Regions from separate parts of the Homo sapiens genome. Here all the other regions are linked to region 1. Evidence: chromatin contacts called from ENCODE Hi-C or POLR2A ChIA-PET data. All regions are on one chromosome and are shown on one strand. The core of a region is the stretch at or near the end of the contact, and the rest is flanking DNA. Distances in the headings are between cores, read along the strand shown. Region 1 holds the start of WNT9A (Wnt family member 9A). Region 2 has its middle 54 kb from the start of MIR5008. Region 3 has its middle 31 kb from the start of MIR5008.

Region 1 (3,871 bases), core at 436-2,935:
ACAGGACATCATGCCTTGGAGAAAAGCCACCACTCGCTGGAGTTGGATGGGTCTCAGATGGGGAAACCGAGGCCCCGAGAGGGAGTGACTGCTCAGGCCCGGTCTCCTCCCTTCCCCACCCTTGCTTTGCCCCACATGCACCTGAAGCTCACCTGGCAAACTGGCCATCAGACACTCAGAAAGGGTATGCTCACAGGGGTGACCCACATGGCCAGGCTTTCCCAGGGAAGCAGGGCCGGGAGCCCTAGGGGTGGCGAGGTTGGCTCAGATCCTCGTGGGGGCCATTTTCTGCTGCTCCTATCTTCTTTGTTTTTCCTCTGAGGACCCTCATATTCGCCTCTGTCACTGCCACTGGCGGGATTTCACAGCCTTCCGGGGGCATGTGCTCCGCCCCCCAGGTTCTGCGGTCACTGTGCCAGAATCAGTCCCTGCAGGCACAGAGGGCACTGCCTAGAGACCTGGCACCGCAGCCCAGGTCTCTGAGGCCCCTGCAGCACGTGGCTGGGCAGGCTCGCTGGCCCTGTGTCCTCAGCCTTGGCAGCCTAGCCCGTGTTGGAGGCACCATCCTGCACTGACCAGGGTCTGCAGGTGGCAGGCATGCCACCGCCAGCCTGGACCCCAAGCCCTGTTCTTGTGTCCCTTGTTGCATGGCACAGAGGCCCCATCCAGGGAACTTATAAGCCTTCTCCTGGATGCCACCCCCAGGTCTGTCTGGAATGTGTGCACCTGTATCCTAATGCCAGCTCTGGGTCCTCTGACACCATTCTGCTTCAGAAGCAGCTCCGAATCCGTATCGCAGAGGGGACGAGTCCCCGGGCTGTGACTGAGCGCTTCCAGCTGCCTGGGTGTGCACCTTCCATCCCAGGAGTCCTCTTTCTCCCCGTCCCGGCCAGGACACAGGCTCTGAGAAGGGCGTTGCCCGATGGCTGGTGTTTCATTGACTTAGCCGCTAGCTCCACTCCCACAATTTAAGAATGGGGAGACCATCAGGACCCCAAAAGGTAGAGCTACTCACCTCACAGCCCCAGCAGGCTACGTCGCTTCATTCCCAGGCCGAAAGCGGCCACAGTCCCTGCCAGAAAGGAGCGATTCTCTGGCCCCGCTCCTTGAGGGGGTCAGCATGCGCAAGAGGCGCAGGCATCACCGGCTGGCCCGACTCCTCCTCACCAAGCTTCCCCCGGAGCAGCCGCGCAGCGCCCAGCTCGGGGCAGACGGCTGGGTCCTCTGTGGAACCATCCCCGACCGTCCCGGCCTGGAGCCCCGCCGGCGGCTAGCCCGGCGGCCAACGCCTCCCCTCCCCTCCCCCTCAATCCCGCCCCGGGGGCCGCCCCAAGCTCCCACTGCAGCGCCCCCAACGCTCTACCCGCTTCCCGATGCCCGCCTCCGGCCCCCCAATGCCGTCCCGCCGTGGTCGCCCCGGGTTCTCGCACGCCCCGCCCTCGGTTCCCACCGCTCTCCGCCTCCCCTTCCTCCATCCCCGCCGGGCAGGGCGCGCCCGAGACCCGCGCCGGGAGCGGCGGCCGGGGCCCCGAGTGGCCGGGAGGGGCTGGCGGGCTGGCGCGCGCGGCTCGGGTTTCGGCCCGCCCCCGGCGCCGGCGTGATCCCCTCCCGGGCGCGGGGCGGGGCCGGGCCCAGCTGGCCGCGCTCCGGGCGCTATAAGAGGGCGGCGGCCGCGGCGCGCCCTGCGCGGAGCTGGGAGCGCGATGGTCGGCCGCCGAGGCGCGGCAAGATGCTGGATGGGTCCCCGCTGGCGCGCTGGCTGGCCGCGGCCTTCGGGCTGACGCTGCTGCTCGCCGCGCTGCGCCCTTCGGCCGCCTACTTCGGGTAGGTGCCTTCGGCGGCCGGCGCGCACTGGTGGGCGGGGGCGGCGGGGCCGGGGCGGGGTCGTCCGGAGTCCCCGAGGCACCCGGGGTGGCTGGGGCCGGGGCGCGGCGGGGCCGCCGGGTTGCCTGGCGCTGTTTGTTTGCGGCGCGCGCGTCGCTCCGTCCGCTGCGCGGCACGGCTAGAGAGGCGGGTGGACCCGTCCGGCTTGCGCCGGGCCGCGGTCCTCCGTGACCGCAGAGTCGTCGTCGTCGTAGTCGCCGCCGTGAGCAGGACTGCCTCGCGCTTAGGGACTGGGATCAGGTCCCGACTTCCTTGGGCCGCCGTGTCCTTGCCAAAAGGCTGGAGCCTGAGTCCTCAGCCCCTGGCCATCGCCCACCTAGCAGCTTCCCCCCCTTTCTCTTCTCGAGAAGTTAATTTAACAATAACAAAAATACGTACAAAATCCAGATGTTCCTCGCGCTGAGCCCCAAACGGAGAGAGAGAGAGAAAGAGAGAAATCCTCCAAGCTGGAGGAATTTATTTTTCTTGCGCTTTGCTTCTGACTCTGTGGCCCGGGCCCCGGCCCGCGGGAGCGCGTCCATGGAACCTGGCCGGGAGCGCAGGGCCCGGCCGGGGCGTCCCGCGGTGTCATTGCCCGTGCTCACGTGTCTCTGCAGCAGCGCTTTGCCGGGCTGTCGGCGCGTCTCTCTCTTCCTTTCTTTCCCTTCCTTCTTCCCTCCCCCTCTCTGAGGTCTGGGATGCCCAGTCCTGCGACCTTTACAGGGACCCTCGCTGCGCTTTGGGCGCGCTGAGGTGCAGGGTGGCGCCGTGCGAGGCAGCGCCCCGGGCCTCCCCGCCACCCTCCAGCCTCCTACCCCGAGCGCCGCCGCTGGGAGCCCTGGCTGGCCTTCGGATCCCAGCCCCCGACCTGGACGCCCTGGGCCGCTCCCTCAGCCGGGCCGCCGCCCTCCGCCGGTCACCTGTTCCCGGCCCTCTGGCCTGAGCGCCAGCGCGCGGCGGGCTGGCCGGCAGAGGGCCCCGTTGGTCCAGGAATCTGGCACCCGCCCGGGCAGGGAGAGGCCGCCTGGGCCGAGGAGCCCTGCAGGTGTATCCTGTTCTCAAAGAAAATAAAATATTTTCATGGGAAACTTTCCCTTTGTGTTTTTCTTTCTCTCCCTTTCTTCTCTCTGTTCCTTTCTTCTGGGTCGTCTTCCAGGGTCAGCCCGGTGTCTCAGTTCCCTGGGGCCCCCACCCGCAGCCCTCTCCTGGCTCCAACTGTGGGTACGGCCCTGGGCCTGGGCTGGCACGCCACTGCACGCCATCTGTGCAACCCGTAGCCTCACCCGGGAGGGCAGGAGGGAGGGCCACAGGTCCGCGGTGACTCACCGTGGCCTTGTCAGCCAGCTGTGCTTCCCTGCTCTCCGGCCCAGCGGAGGCTCTGCTTCTTGGGCTGGGGACACACCCTGGGCTTGTCCAGGCTGCAGCGGCTTTGTCCCTGCTGTGATCCGATTCCTGGAGACGGGGTGGCGCTGGGTCTTGGCCTCTCCTTCTCTGACCTATCTCTGGGCTTTGTGCCCTAGAGAAGGTCAAGGGGCTCTGCTGCTTTGTGTGCGTGTGTTTCAGCTCTCTTGCAGACAGTAAGTCCAGGCTGGTGCCAGGCGCATAGCAAGGACTTAAGTGCTGTTGTGGCTTCTCTGGCCAGGCCCCCTTGGCCCTGCTTCTTGGCTCCAAAGGACCCATCAAGGGAGAATTCCTGAGTCCTGTCTGAGGGCAGCTCTCCATGTAGCTGCCCTGTGGGAAGTCCAGAGGGCAAGTGTGCTGCCTTTGGGGACAGCTGGCATTGCAGAGGGCAGCTAGGACTCTGTTTGACTGATGGAGAATGAGCACCTTCCTGAACCAGGGGCTGGGGGGGCATCCTGGGTCAGGGCAGGCCAGGTTCCATCTGGGCTGCTGGAGGCCTTGGGCCCCCTGTAAGTCAGTTCCCAAGGTTGGGCTGGGGAGGGGAAGCAGGGCACAAAGGGCTCCAGGCTGGGTTGTGCGGAGGCCTCTCCTGCTGTGGCTCCTGGCC
Region 2 (3,871 bases), core at 728-3,227, 60 kb after region 1:
AGGTAGCAGGGACAGTCGCTGGGAGTGGCATTTCTAGATCTGAGGGGAGAGTGGCTGGAGCATGGGGAGGGGCAGACCAGGAGGGGATGGAGGGAGGCAGTGTCCTGGGTGGCTCTGTGCAGCAGGTGGCTGCCCCCAGTGAGTGTCTGCAGCGAAGGGGAAAGTGAGGCTGGAGAGTGGCCAAGCCTCAGAGGCCACAGGGCAGCACCAGCCCCTACCTGCTCCACTCACCCCTCTCCCAGATGCATACCCTGAGCCCCTTCCCACCGTGGGTGCCACAGAGCCCCCAGAGCTACCTGGGAAGGGGTCTACAGTGGGGAGGGGAGTGGGCCACAGGGCCTCCCATGGGAGGTGCTAGGGCTGTGGTGCATGGGAGCAGCCCCCGCCCTCCCAGGCTCCTGGGTGCATGGGTAGGGCAGGGGAGTGGGGGGGTAGGGAGCGGGCAGGGCTGGTGGATAATGCTATCTGTAGCTGAGTGACAAGAGGATGGCCCTATCAGTGCTGTCGGAAGGACAGAGCTCCTCCAGGAGATAGTGGCCAGCGGTTGGTGGTGACACCTGATAATGCTGGCCTGACCAGGTCAGGGGGTGAAGAGCCAGCCCAGGACCCTCCGCCAGCTGCAGTCTTGCTCTCTGGGCTGTGGGCACCAGGATGTGGGCACCTGGGCCTTGCATGCCTGGGCCGTGGACACCTGAGCCATGCATGCCTGGCTTGTGGACATCTGAGCCTTAGATACCTGGGCTGTGGGCACCTGGGGCTTGGATACCTGGGCTGTGGACACTTGGGCTGTGGGCACCTGAGCCCTGGACACCTGATCTCTGGGCACCTGAAGCCTGGGATGCCTGAGTGCGTGTCTGGACTCGGTGGGGGTGGCAGGTCCCTGAGGCGCTGCAGGGGAGGCCGGGCTGGGCCTACCTACAGGGATTTGTTGACATTGCCTGTGTGGTGGGCAGGTAGGCGCTGAGATCAGCTCTGCAGGAAAACATAAACACCAGGGAACACCTGGGCTGTCACTTAGAGCAAGTGTTTGGGTGCTGGGAGTGCCTGTCCCATCCACCCACATCCTTGCAGTGCTGGGCACCCCTCTGGAGGGGAGGCCTGGGCCCTCACACAGGCCTGCAGGACCACATTATCCAGCACTGCAAGCCTAGTGGTGGGGGACACCTGCTCACAGAGGCCGACCCTTCTCCTACCCAACAGAAGCAGGATTCATCCTTGAGCTGCTGTGGGTTCAGGCCCCTCCCCTTCTTTGCCTGAGCATGGTCCACCGGCAGGGGTTACAGCCAAGAACAGGCACCCTGGGCCTTAGGTCCCAGGATAGTGGACCCCGTAAAGCTCCTTCGGGGCTGTGGAGGGAGGCCTGGGGGTGGCCACCATCCATCCCCTCCTAGCCTGGCCCCCACCGCCTTGGGGACCCGGTGCTTCCCTGTTTATGTGCAAAGTGTCGACGGGTCTCCAAGGCCCAGCATGAGCTCATTGGGCTCGACGCCCCCTCCCCATGAGTAGGAAGGCTGGTGGCCTGGCGAGGGGAGTTCCCGGAGGCTCCCAGCCTACAGCCCCCAGCGACACACGCATGCGCAGCACCCGCGCACACGTTTTATAAGGACATCGGAGGTGGCGTCTGCACTCCGCTCTGATGCATTTTATTAAAAAGGAAGAGGAGGGACAAAGAAAGAAAAATAAATGAGTGGCTCCCACAAGGACCACACACAGTGGCGCGGTGCAGCCCCGGGGGCAGGACCGGCCGCCTGGAAACCCTGACCCCATGGGCGGGCGGGCCACGTTAGCTGCGGTGGGGATGGGGTGAGGGGCAGACGGTGCCGCCGCCCCTGCCCAGGGCTCGACTTCGGGGTCTTAGCACGGTCTCTGGCTGCACGTTCCCCGCGCCCCGCCCGCCCTCATCACCACCTGGGTGCGCAAGGCCCTCCACGCCACGGCTGCCCTCCCCTTCCTGGACGCCCCCAGAGGGACCCCTGGAGGCCCTAAGCTCAGGGCGGGAGGGACTGGACCAGGCCAGGGAGGTGAGGGCCAAAGGGGCCCACAGCCCGGTCCCCACCGTAGACGTGAGCCTGGGAGCCCCAGCTGGGTGTCCCCTCCCCTCCCTGGTGACCCACACCACTCCGCTGACTACCTCCCCTCCCCCAGCAAGGCTGTGCACCGCGGGCGGGCCAGAAGCCAGGAAGCCCCTCTATGGGATGAAGGGGATTTGGAATCTTGGAGAGGGAGGAGTAAGGGGGCAGAATGGAGGAAGAGGGGGGGAAAAGCCCTTCTCAGGCCCCTCCCCTCGGGTGGGGTAGGGATTCGCCCCCACCCTCCCTGCCCGCGGGCCTGGCTTCCGGTTCCTTCTTCCACTCGGGGGTGGGGTCCCACCCTGCAGGGTCGGCGAAGGGGTTGGGCCCCAAGGAAGGCTGGCTGGCTGCAGCCCCGGCCCCAGTCCCCCGCCCCCTGCCCGGCCCAGGAGGGCGTCCCCAGCGCTGCTTCTGAGGGAGACAATCGCTGCGGGCTGCGTCGGAAAAAATGTTCTCATTGTGAACATAAACAGGCTGCCCGGTCTCAGCCAGATGTTCCTGGAGAATGTTTAGGATCCAGGCAGCGTATGAAATTCCCATCAAACTGTTATTAATCAGCAGGCATTTGTTGTCAACCCTGCCTGATACTCCTGGATGTCCTGGAAGGGCCTGTCCAGCCCCCCACCCCTGCAGCCAGCAGAGAGGCTCAGCGCCGGGGTGGGGGTCGGGGTCGTGGGTGGGGAGGTACCTGCGTGGGGAGGGCTGCAGCTGCCCGGTCCTGGACAGGGTGTCTGGAGCTCCCAGGGCGACCCCCAGGCTTCCCGGGCTCCCGTTCCGCCTCTCTCCACCCACCCTGTCACCGTCCGACCCAGCTGTTTCCAGGGGTTCTGGACAGCTCCGCGGTGATCTCTTTTATGGGGTGGGAGACTTGTAAAGACGCAAGAGCCCCACTTAGGAGCTGAGAAGCTTGGCTGGCTCTGCTGCTCAGGAGGGGAGCACCATAGGCCTGGGGGAAGGTGGGGGAGAGGCCTGGGGGGAACAGTCCTAGGGAGGGAGCATCCGGGGAAGGGGTCAGCGGAGAGGTCTCGGGTGGGGGAGGCTGGGCAGGGGAGAGGTCTGGGAATCCCAGGAGATCCAGGCAGCCCTATCTCTGTGACTGAGCTGGTGGGTGGGACCCTCCCACCTGGAGCCCCATGGGGGTCCCTCTGCAGGATACCCCTGGCCCCGCCTAAGCTCTTGCTGCAGCCACGGAGCCCCCCACTGTCCCCTTGGCCTCAAGCCTGCCCCAGGGCCACAGGGGAGTCCCAGCCAGTCTGTTGGACAAGGGAGGGCGCAGGGAGGGACCCCAGCTGTCTGGTGCTGACTGGCTTACAGATCATGCTGTGTTTATGCCAGCTCTGGACAGGCTGGGGCCAGGGTAGAGCCTGAGAACAAGGGACTCCCTTGCCCCCCAGCACAGTACTAGGCTTACTTCCCAAGTGGTTGGGGGACACGGGCCCCACCCCATTTTGCTCTTCCTGTAAGCAGACAGGAGTGACTGCCCACACCCCGGGGTCCAGTCCTGCCCTGACTACCCTTGTCTGTAATGGCCCAGGTTGGGTGGCCACTGGCTGCCCCCAACAGGTAAGTTCTCACAGGCTAGACTGGGCCTGCCTCCTCAGCTGGCCTCGGGCCACCATGGCTGACTCATGGCCTCTGGGTGAACAGCGGAACAGGAACAGCGTGGGATCGGCTCATGGGTTGGGTCCTGGCTGCAGTCAAAAAATGGCTTTTTACCGGGAGGGTCTGTTTTGGTCGTTAAACTACTGAGGAGAGGCCAGTAGACCTGCCTGCGAGTCTGGTGGGTGAGGAGCTGTCTATGT
Region 3 (3,871 bases), core at 966-3,465, 37 kb after region 1:
TTCAGTCCTGACATCAGCACTTCCAGCTTTCTCATTCCGTTTCCCCTGCTACACTGATGAGATGTCATTATTCAGGAAAGAAAACTCTCCCTCCCTTATTTGTGTTTGTTTTTTAGTATTGCTAAAGATGCATGGGTCCTTCCTTCTTTCAAATTCAGTGTGTTTCAATGCAGTGCCATTGTGATTCTTTGAGTCTCTGAGGACTTCCTTGCTTTCTGGATGTCAGAGGTTTGAGGCAGAAGTGAGATGTGGTCTGATTTATGTGTCCACAGAATCAATGTGAGTGCTCCAGGGAGACAGACCAAAAAATGATGCTGAAAGAAACAGAAATAATCCAGGTCACAGACAAGAGTTTTAAATAAACTCTAATAAGTATCATTAGGAAGACCTGGGGAAAAAAATACCACCTAGGGCAGTGGCTCACACCTGTAATCACAGCACTTTGGGAGACTGAGGCCAGAGGATCGCTTGAGTCCGGGAGTTCAAGACCAGCCTGGGCAACATAGCAAGACCCTTTCTCTGCACAACAATTTTTTAAAAATTATAGGTGGTGGGCGCAGCTAGTCCCAGCCACTTGGGAGGCTGAGGTGGAAGAATCGCTTGAACCCAGGAGGTTGAGGTTGCAGTGAGCCAAGATCATGCCACTACTCTGTCTCAAAAAAGGGAAGAAGGGAAGAAAAGAAAAGGAAGGAAGGAAGGAAGGAGAAAAGAAAGAAAATCATCTGCTGGGCGCAGTGGCTCACGCCTGTAATCCCAGCACTTTGGGAGGCTGAGGCGGGTGGATCACCTGAGGTTGGGAGTTTGCGACCAGCCTGACCAACATGTAGAAACCCCATCTCTACTACAAATACAAAATTAGTCAGGCATGGTGGTGCATGCCTGTAATCCCAGCTACTTGGGAGGCTGAGGTAGGAGAATCACTTGAACCTGGGAGGTGGAGGTTGTGGTGAGCCGACATCATGCCATTGCACTCCAGCTTGGGCAACATGAGTGAAATCTGTCTAAAAAGAAAAAGAAGAAGAAAAAGAAAATCATCTATGAAAAAGGAACAATAAAACAAAAAAGTAAACTACTGAAAACAAAAATATGGCCAGTGAAGTAATTATTTTCAATAAAAATTGGAAATATAAAGCCCAAGAAATCTAGTGAGAAAAAAAATAGGTCAGCTTTTCTTTGGCTGTAGGAGAATCTATGGTGGGCACTTGACACCCTTTTGGACGATGAGATGTCATGATAAATTCCTACAGCGAGAAGGTCTCTTCTCCAGCAAGCAGGCAAAGCTTTGCTGAAAGCATGCCCATTTTGCTCAGCATATCTTTTCCCTTGCACCCATTTCCTGCATAGGACACAGGATGTGATGGTGGAGTCACCGCAACCGTCTTGAGATCATGAGTAAGGAAGCGACCCATTAAGGAAGACAGAGCAAAAATAGAAAAGGCTCCAGTGACCTCATGGTGCTCTCGCATGAACCCTAGTTTTGTTTTGTTTTGTTTTGTTTTTTGAGACAGGGTCTGACTCTGTCGCCCAGGCTGGAGTGCAGTGGTGAGAGCTCGGCTCACTGCAGCCTCAACCTCCTAGGTTCAAGCTATTCTCCCACCTCAGCCTCCCGAGTAGCTGGGACCATAGGCGCCAGCTTTATATGAGTTTTATAAAGACAGCAGGTGCCACCATGCCCAGCTTATTTTTGTATTTTTGGTAGAGACTGGGTCGTACCACGTTACCCAGGCTGATCTCAAACACCTGGGCTCAAGTGAGCCTCCCATCTGAACCTCCCAAAGTGCTGGGATTACAGGCATGAGCCACCACGCCAGGCCAAATCCTAGCTTTTGTTGTGTGTGAGATTTAAAACAAATGAAAGTGTGTTTGTTTAAGCTAGAGTTGGCTGTTTTCTGTCATCTGCCACCCAAGTCATTCCTAACTGATGTGCACATCAAGCCTGGAGTATCAGGCCTGCGGCAGGGATGCTGGGCTGAAATGCAGCGGCCCCTTGCAAACTCGTAGCAAGGGTCATTTGCAACCTAGAAGTCCACGCCTAGCCAAGCTTGCTTTTAAAAAACTAGAATAAAGACAGTTTCAGGCAGGCAAATTCCAGCAAAGTTCACCACCCTCACATCTCTTCCAGTCAACGATTTGAGGGTGTGCTTGGGCACAAACCGAGGAGAGGAATTCTGGAGGTCCCAAGGAGCAGCTCCCCTGGGTGGTGAGGAAGGGAATCAGGCGGCAGCTGCAGCAGGGCTGGCCCTGCAGCCAGGGCAGGGAGGCAGAGAGGCAGGGATAGCCATGGCCTGACAGCCAGCCTGTGTGAGTCTCTGTGCAAAACAAAACAAAACAAAGCAGGTCCTTGTGTTAAGATAAAAATAAAGACCTCGACATGGAGACATCTAGGGAGGAGGCTGGGCTGAGGGGAGCCCACTTACCATCCTCCGAGGCCTGAACCCTGGAGGAACAGAGCAGAAACCTCTCAGCGTCACAGTCTCCCACCGCAATGATGCCTGGGGCTGGGGCTGCCTGCAGCACGGGCTGAAAGGCTTCTGTCTCAGCTCCTATCCTCCCATTTATTTTAATGGAAGAAGCTTTTTTTTACCCCCAAGACGGAGTCTTGCTCTGTCACCCAGGCTGGAGTGCAGTGGTGTGATCTTGGCTCACTGCAACCTCCACCTTCCGGGTTGAAGCAATTCTCTTGCCCCAGCCTGCCGAGTAGCTGAGATTACAGGCACCCACCACCACGCCCGACTAGTTTTTATATTTTTAGTAGAGGCGGAGTTTCACTGTGTTGGCCAGGCTGGCCTTGAACTCCTGACCTCGTGATCCACCCGCCTTGGCCTCCCAAAGTGCTAGGATTACAGGCATGAGCCACCGCCCCCAGCCAGAAGAAGGATTGTTTAACAACACATATCTGACATGTTAAAGATTTACCTCAGGGTCCCTCAGTGATCTTTCCAGATAATCTCCTCACTTGCCTGCCTTCCCTCCCTCCTTCCTTCCTCCTCCCTCCCCTCCTCCCTTCATTCCTTCCCTCCTTTCTCCCCTCCTTCCTCCCCTTCTTCCTTCCCTCCTCCCTCCCCTCCTGCCTCCTCCTCCCCTCCTTCCTTCCCTCCTTCCTTCCTTCCTCCCCTCTTCCTCCCCTCCTTCCCTCCTCCCTCCCCTCCTGCCTCCTCCCTCCCCTCCTCCCTTCCTTCCTTTCTCCCCTTTCCTCCCCTCCTTCCTTCCCTCCTCCCCTCCTTCCTTCCCTCCTCCCCTCCTTCCTCCCTTACCTCTTCCCCTCCTTCCTTCCCTCCTTCCTCCCTTACTCCCTCCCCTCCTTCCTCCCCTCCTTCCCTCCTCCCTCCCCTCCTTCCCTCCTTCCTCCCCTCCTCCCTTCCTTCTTCCCTTCTCCCTCCCCTCCTCACTCCCTCCTCTCCCTTCTTTCTTCTTTCTCTTTTTTCGTTCTTGTTTTCTTTTTCCTTCCCTCCCTTCCTTCTTTTTTTTCATTTTTCCTTTCATATTTTCTTTTTCTCCATCATTCCTTCCCCCACCTCTGTTTTCTTTTCTTTCTTTTATTTCTTCCTCTCTTTCTCTTCTTTTCCCCCTCCCTTCTTCCTTTTTTCTTTTTTCCTCTTTCCTTCTTTCTCATTCCTTCCTTCCCATAATTTAAAGAACATATTTCCAGTCAACACTGTTCATTTAAGGTAGACCTATAATTAAATAAACTGTAATTCTCTTGGCCTGTATGTTAACCCCAGGATCCTATAGAATGCACGAGGGAGGCCTGGATTAAATGTCACATAGGATTAGCACAGTTTACTTCTCAGGGAAGGAATCTGGGGTCGTGTTTTACTCTCATGGTGCATTTATATTTTGCTTGATTTTTACAAATACATGACACAATCAA

The links. Hi-C counts contacts between places; a loop is a spot of excess contacts on that map. ChIA-PET counts read pairs that join two places held with the same protein, here RNA polymerase II (POLR2A). Pooled maps may share reads with other maps.
Region 2: a map of sigmoid colon shows a loop between it and region 1 (8-fold over the local background). The contact joins the enhancer-like site here to the promoter of WNT9A in region 1. A Hi-C loop is called at or near these places in 13 of 168 maps with a recorded cell type or tissue (MCF 10A, PC-9, endothelial cell of umbilical vein and 9 more) and 15 of 50 pooled maps. POLR2A ChIA-PET finds 5 or more read pairs at or near these places in 3 of 52 experiments (MCF 10A, OCI-LY7 and WTC11).
Region 3: a loop to region 1 is called in a map of Calu3, with 11 times the contacts of the local background. The contact joins the enhancer-like site here to the promoter of WNT9A in region 1. A Hi-C loop is called at or near these places in 3 of 168 maps with a recorded cell type or tissue (Calu3, HepG2 and PC-9) and 4 of 50 pooled maps. POLR2A ChIA-PET finds 5 or more read pairs at or near these places in 5 of 52 experiments (H1, MCF 10A, PC-9 and 2 more).

The regions. Positions count from the first base shown.
Region 1 is chr1:227,945,746-227,949,616 of GRCh38, reverse strand. WNT9A (Wnt family member 9A) reads left to right here and starts at 1,685. Exons shown (of 4, transcript NM_003395.4): 1 at 1,685-1,824. The coding sequence starts at 1,730. LOC124904533 (a long non-coding RNA gene) reads right to left here and starts at 3,759. Exons shown (of 2, transcript XR_007066912.1): 1 at 3,190-3,759; 2 at 2,314-2,915. RefSeq lists silencers at 1,571-1,650, 2,754-2,863 and an enhancer at 1,731-1,780.
Region 2 is chr1:227,885,742-227,889,612 of GRCh38, reverse strand. No RefSeq gene overlaps it. Among named protein-coding and RNA genes, the nearest start is that of MIR5008, 54 kb to the left of the region's middle. RefSeq lists enhancers at 2,595-3,191, 3,192-3,787. Within about 2 kb of position 1,977, at least 22 of the 41 ENCODE cell types and tissues checked have a DNase peak (open chromatin) inside an H3K27ac peak, as active enhancers do; they include heart left ventricle, heart right ventricle, prostate gland and 3 more, where a contact is called at or near this core.
Region 3 is chr1:227,909,074-227,912,944 of GRCh38, reverse strand. No RefSeq gene overlaps it. Among named protein-coding and RNA genes, the nearest start is that of MIR5008, 31 kb to the left of the region's middle. Within about 2 kb of position 2,215, at least 2 of the 41 ENCODE cell types and tissues checked have a DNase peak (open chromatin) inside an H3K27ac peak, as active enhancers do.